Linked DNA regions of Homo sapiens: region 2 is linked to region 1. A link is a loop called in an ENCODE intact Hi-C map of the cell type or tissue named here. Cell type or tissue: dorsolateral prefrontal cortex. All regions are shown on one strand. Links, peaks and the distances in the headings refer to the core of each region. The heading gives the core; the rest is flanking DNA.

Region 1 (2,899 bases), core at 199-2,698:
TTATTTATTTATTTATCTATTTTTTGAGACAGGATCACTGTCACCCAGGCTGGAGTGCAGTGGCGCAATCACAGCTCACTGAAGCCTCGACCTCCCAGGCTAGAGTGATCCTCCTGCCTCTACCTCCCATGTAGCTGGGACCACAGGTGTGTGCCACCGTGCCTAGCGCTTTCCTGTCGTACAGAGCACAAGTTTGAGGCATCCCTTGGGCCGTCCAGCCCTGCCCCAGGCCCTGTCCTTCCTGGGCCCAGCTGGTCTGGGGGACATGAGAGTGTGGCAGGCCCCATACTGCATAGGTCACCCTGTGGCCAGTCCTGTGGGGCAGGTGGGCTTTGATGACCTGGAGGTCAGAGCCTGCAGAGGGGGGTGGGCCAGCCCCTCACATGACTCTTACTTGAGGGCTTCCTGGGAGCTGATGGCCCTTGCAGTGGGTTACAGGGAGGCAGGAAGAGGCCATGTGTGCACCGGCCTGCAGAGAGGCAGCCAGGGACAGGGGCTGCTGGGTGCACGAGGGTCCCAGCGCCTCCACCAGCTGCCAAAGCGCAGGGGGAGACTCATGCGGTCATGGCAGTGCCCTGGCATAGCATGCAGCCCAGCTGTGTGCCGTGTGGCCTAGGCCCACAACTGCCCCTCGTGGGCCTCTGTGCCTCCTCAATAAGCTCAGTCGACCATGTCATCATCTGTGATGCACAGAGCAGGGCCAGGGACCCGGGAAGTGCTGATGTGGGGACCACTGTGGCCACCACCGCATCTGGGCACTGTTTGTGGCAGATCCAGGGATGGCCTCAGGCCTTTGGCCCGGCCTCTGAGGGCTGGGGACCAGTAGGAGGCCTGAGGTGACCGCGTTCTGCCACCCAGTCCTCCCAGAGGGCTGCCCTGACAGGTGCCTTGGCAGCTCCCATCGTGGCTACTGGCCCAGCTCAGGCCGGCACTGAGGGTCCCACAGTGGTCCAGCTGCGGCCTCTGCTCCCTCTGAGCCGGTGGCTCCCTGGGGACAGTGCGCAGGCCCTGGGTGAACACTACATGGCCACATCTGGGTGAGAGCGGGAGGGCAGGTGCAGCGTTGGGGGGATCCTGGGGCCTGTGGGGTTGGCGGGGTCGCAGGTGAGGATTGGGTACTGGGACCTGGCTGTGGGCGAGGGGCCCGCTGGGACAGTGTGGTGGCCTGGGAGGCCCCGCGCAGTCAGAGGCTGGTCTCTGGGCACAGGCAGCTCTGGTGACTGTGACAGGTGCCTTGCCTTGACACACACTGTGACCGTCTAGTCTACATTTCTAGGCTGCACGTGGTCACGTGCCGTGCACGGTGCACTTGGGGCCTCCTGTGCAGACACTGGCTTTGCGGCTGCCCCATGGGAGAAGCTGCGAGGACTCTGCACAGAGCAAGGGTGGCGGGCAGGGCCTCAGCCCACGTGGGCTTGGAGCTGTGCGGTTTTGTCAAACCCAGTGGGGGTCTCTCAGCAGCAGCCCAGCGCGGGGTGTGACGTCAGGGCTGGGGCTCAGCGCTGGGTATCAGCCCTGTGTGCTGCAGGCAGGGTATGGGGTGGACCCAAGGCAGTAGGTGGAGGCCAGGGGGCGACCTCGGCTTTGCTTTTGTCAGGATGGAGGGTTCTGGACACCAGTGCAAGCCTAGCTGGGGCCTCCCTGCCGTCCTGCTCAGATTCCTGGGTGCATGCTGCCCTCTAGTGCCCGCAGTGGGGAGTGCCTTCAGGAGCGGGTGGCTGCACCTTGGTGGCTGGGAACCCCACTCCCGGGACTGTCTGGGCGGCTCCCTGCCTTGTTTCCTTCACACTCTAGATCACTTTGGGGGTCACAGCGTGGGGAGGTGGATTTTGTTAAGTTTTTTCTAAGTTTTTGGGTTTGTGTGGACTTGGGTCCTTGTTTCCGAATCCTAGAGGGATTCTGTCGTCTTTCTGCCTTTGGAGATTGAACCTGCCAAGGAGGACCCTTCCCCAGAGTCTGTGATCAAAGTCCCTTCCTGGTCGGGGTGGGCTACCAGTTCCCACCCTGCAACACCTGGGACAGGAGGGAGCCGCTCCCGCCCGCAGCCTCCGTGGAGAGGACAGTCTGACTCCGATGTTTCCAGGCGGGTGCCGTCAGTGAATCACTTGGCCTGGTGCAATCCCCCATTCTGTACAGGGCTGGTGGGCTGGTTTATGACCCGCGTGACTCTGGGCAGCTATGATGGCAGGAAATGAGCCGTCTTGGGCGGGCCTGCTGCTCTCCTGGGTCAAGGTTCCTGCTAGGGCCTGAGTTCTGCTGGCAGCAGCCAGCCAGCCCCCCGTGACCCACAGGCCTGCTCCGAGGGGTGGGTCCCCCTGCCCTTGAGCGTGTGACCCTCACCCATGGCCGCCCTCACCTTCGAAAACCCGCAGATGCCGCGGTCTCTCGTGCGGATCAGGCTCAGAGCAGAGAGACTGATGTGCAGCGGACGCTGACACACCTGTGGCGTCCCTGATACGTAAACCTTTCTCTCCGAGGCCCCGCTTAAAATTAGCGCACTGGCTCCCGGTGTCGCCTCGGCCTTAGAAACTAGGACGCCTCTGCTTCTCGTTAGCTGCAGCCCTCGTGCCTTTTATGCTCAGCAGAGTGACGAGGCCGCTCGTGGTTTTCTCTTCTGCCCTCACTCAGCCGCGAGGGCCCAGCCGCCTTTGTCCTCCTGGTGGCCACGGTATTTTTAGCACGCTCCGTTCTGAGGGAGGACGGGCTCCAAGGGCTGGGCATGGCGGCACCGCTGGTTCACCCTCTCTCGTCTTCCTCCACAGGTGTGCTTCCCGCACAGCTGCAGCCATGGGGTCTGAGGACCACGGCGCCCAGAACCCCAGCTGTAAAATCATGACGTTTCGCCCAACCATGGAAGAATTTAAAGACTTCAACAAATACGTGGCCTACATAGAGTCGC
Region 2 (2,899 bases), core at 274-2,773, 300 kb before region 1:
GGCATGACCTGCCCCATCCCCTCCCTGCCCTCTCCTCTTCCCTTTCTCCCCATTGCTCACTCTGCTCCTCCTCACTGTTCCTCCAACACACCAGGTGAAGTCCTGCCGCAGGGCCTTTGCACAGGCTGTGCCCTCTGGTGGACCCAGGTATTTCCAAGGCTCACTCCCTCTCTTCCTTCAAACCTTGGTTCCAAGGTTACCTCCTCAGAGGGCCTTTCCTGCCTGAGCCTGGCTAAGTGGTAGCCAGTCCTACCTGGCCTTGGAACTCACAAACTTGGTACCTATCATTTATACATGTCCTTCCAGGGCGGCGCAGTGGCTCACGCCTGCAGTCCCAGTACTTTGGGAGGCTGAGGGTGGCAGATAGCTTGAGGCCTGGAGTTCAAGACCAGCCTAACCAACACACTGAAACCCTGCCTCTACAAAAAAAAAAAAAAATACAAAAATTGGCCAGGCATGGTGGTGCATGCCTGTAATCCCAGCTACTTGGGAGGCTGAGGCAGGAGAATCTCTTGAACCTGGGAGGGGGAGGTTTCAGTGAGCTGAGATCATGCCACTGCACTCCGGCCTGGGTGACAGAGCAAGACTCTCTCTCAAAAAAATAAAAATAAAGATGTCCTCCCAATGGCTTTTTAGTCTCTGAAATAATCACATTTGTAGATCTGTTTGCTAATTTTGCCTCCATTTCCCTAGCCAGGCTATGAGCTTCACTAGCAGTATTTTTTGTTATTTATTTTAGTCCATTTTGTTTCCTATTGTGTCACTAAGTCTCAGTAAACATTTGTTGAAATTATGAACAAATGCACAGCCGGCCAAAGGAGAGAAAAGGCCTGGGGTTTGGAGATGGTAGTGAAGTAATACAGGTGGACTTCCTGGTGGAGGGGGCGAACCTGGGAGAACATGTTACCTCCCCCAGAAGCCCCATCAAGGCCTGAGAACTCATTAATCTGCCAAAACCCAACCAACCAAACAAACAAACCAAACACTCCTTTAAAACTTTTTCTTGGGGCCGGGCGCGGTGGCTCATGCCTGTAATCCCAGCACTTTGGGAAGCCAAGGTGGGCGGATCACTTGAGGTGAGGAATTTGAAACCCACCTGGCCAACGTGGTAAAACCCCCTCCTCTACCAAAAATACGCCAATTAGTCAGTCGTGGTGGCGCGCGCCGGTAATCCCAGCTACTTGGGAAGCTGAGGCAGGAGAATCGCTTGAACCAGGGAGGCGGAGGTTGCAGTGAGCCGAGATCGCGCCATTGCACGCCAGCCTGGGCCACAGCGTGAGACTCTGCCTCAAAATAAAATAAATCAGCCGGGCGCGGTGGCTCAGGCCTGTAATCCCAGCACTTTGGGTGGCCGAGGCAGGCGGATCACGAGGTCAGGAGATCGAGACTATCCTGACTAACACGGTGAAACCCCGTCTCTACTAAAAATACAAAAAATTAGCCGGCTGTGGTGGCCGCGCCTGTAGTCCCAGCTACTCGGGAGGCTGAGGCAGGAGAATGGCGCGAACCCAGGAGGCAGAGCTTGCAGTGAGCCGAGATCCCGCCACTGCACTCCAGCCTGGGCGACAGAGCGAGACTCCGTCTCAAAAAATAAAAATAAATAAAAATAAAATAAAATGGTTTCTTGGGTCCTTGAAGCTCTCTCAGGGCAGCCAACATGCTGTGCGACTCCTGGCAAGTTACACCATTCAGTGCCTATTTGCCTGCCTGAAGTCAGGTAGATGTTTCAGAGGTGGCTACTTCACAGAGGCGGCTTGTTTAAAAGGAACAATAGTTCCCTCTTTCCACTAGGTGTCAGCAGAAGCACAGCTGGCCTCACTCGGCATCTCTCCACCCCTACCCCCGTAACCACCCCCGTCCCATCCTCTCCATCTCCACTCCGGGCCCCAGACCTCAGCATCTCAAATTCAGACACTTCCCTCCCTCAGTAGACACCCTTGTATTTGCAGACAAATTCCTGTCCCCAGGCAGGCCTTCGCAGCAGGCATGGTTGGTGGCCTGTCCTACCTGGTGTCCGATCACACCAGGAAACTTCAGCAAGGGCTGCAGAGAAGAGGAAAGAGCAATAAAAGAAGGAAGGTACCTAGGGCCTGGGTGCGGTGGCTCATGCCTGTAATCCTAGCACTTTGGGAGGCTGAGGCGGGTGGATCGCTTGAAGTCAGGAGTTCAAGACCAGCCTGGCTAACATGGCGAAACCCCGTATCTATTAAATTACAAAATCAGCTGGGTGTGATTGTTCACGCCTGTAATCCCAGCTACTTGGGAGGCTGAGGCAGGAGAATCACTTGAACCTGGGAGGCCGAGGTTACAGTGAGCCGAGATCGTGCCACTGCACTCCAGCCTGGGCGACGAGAGCGAGACTCCATCTCAAAAAAGAAGGAAAGTACATAGGGATTCAATGTTTCCAGCCAGGAAACATTTCATACAAATGTTTGTGTTCAAGAATAACTTTGCATGGAATAGCGGAAATCTGTATTGAAAATTGTTCTAAGAAAATGTCACTTTTTGCCTAGGTACAGTGGCTTACACCTGTATTCTCAGTACTTTGGGAGGCTGAGATGGGAGGATCACTTGAGCCCAGGAGTTCAAGACCAGTCTGGATAACATAGTGAGACCCCCGTCTTAGCAAAAACAAAACAAAACAAAACAAGACAAAACAAAAAAAACCTTAGCTGGGCATGGTGGTGAGTGTCTATAGTCCCCACTACACAGGAGGCTGAGGTGGGAGGATTGATTGAGCCTGGAAGTTTGAGGCTGAAAATGAGCTATAATTGAATCACTGCATCCCAGCCTGGGCAACAGAGTTAGATCCCACAGAAGGAAAGAAAGAGAGAGGGAGAGAGAAAGAGAGAGAAAGGAAAAGAAAGAGAGAGAGAAAGAGAAAGAAAGAAAGAGAGAG

The links. A loop is a pair of places that touch in the nucleus more often than their neighbours do. Peaks named below come from ENCODE experiments on the same cell type or tissue, not always from the same donor. Only the 100,000 strongest peaks of a DNase experiment are listed, where the experiment ranks them.
Region 2: a loop joins it to region 1, with 4 times the contacts of the local background. A loop is called at or near these places in 16 of 110 quality-filtered maps.

The regions. Positions count from the first base shown.
Region 1 is chr19:5,030,104-5,033,002 of GRCh38, forward strand. KDM4B (lysine demethylase 4B) reads left to right here. Exons shown (of 23, transcript NM_015015.3): 3 at 2,763-2,899. The coding sequence starts at 2,788. Among named protein-coding and RNA genes, the nearest start is that of KDM4B, 62 kb to the left of the region's middle. RefSeq lists enhancers at 1,472-1,521, 1,552-1,611. In dorsolateral prefrontal cortex, for the core only: CTCF peaks have their summits at 1,700 (motif pointing left) and 1,900; a DNase peak (open chromatin) is centred at 1,658; H3K27ac peaks cover 1,270 bases.
Region 2 is chr19:4,731,006-4,733,904 of GRCh38, forward strand. No RefSeq gene overlaps it. Among named protein-coding and RNA genes, the nearest start is that of TRV-CAC3-1, 7.7 kb to the left of the region's middle. In dorsolateral prefrontal cortex, for the core only: CTCF peaks have their summits at 1,789 (motif pointing right) and 1,991; a DNase peak (open chromatin) is centred at 1,839; H3K4me3 peaks cover 852 bases.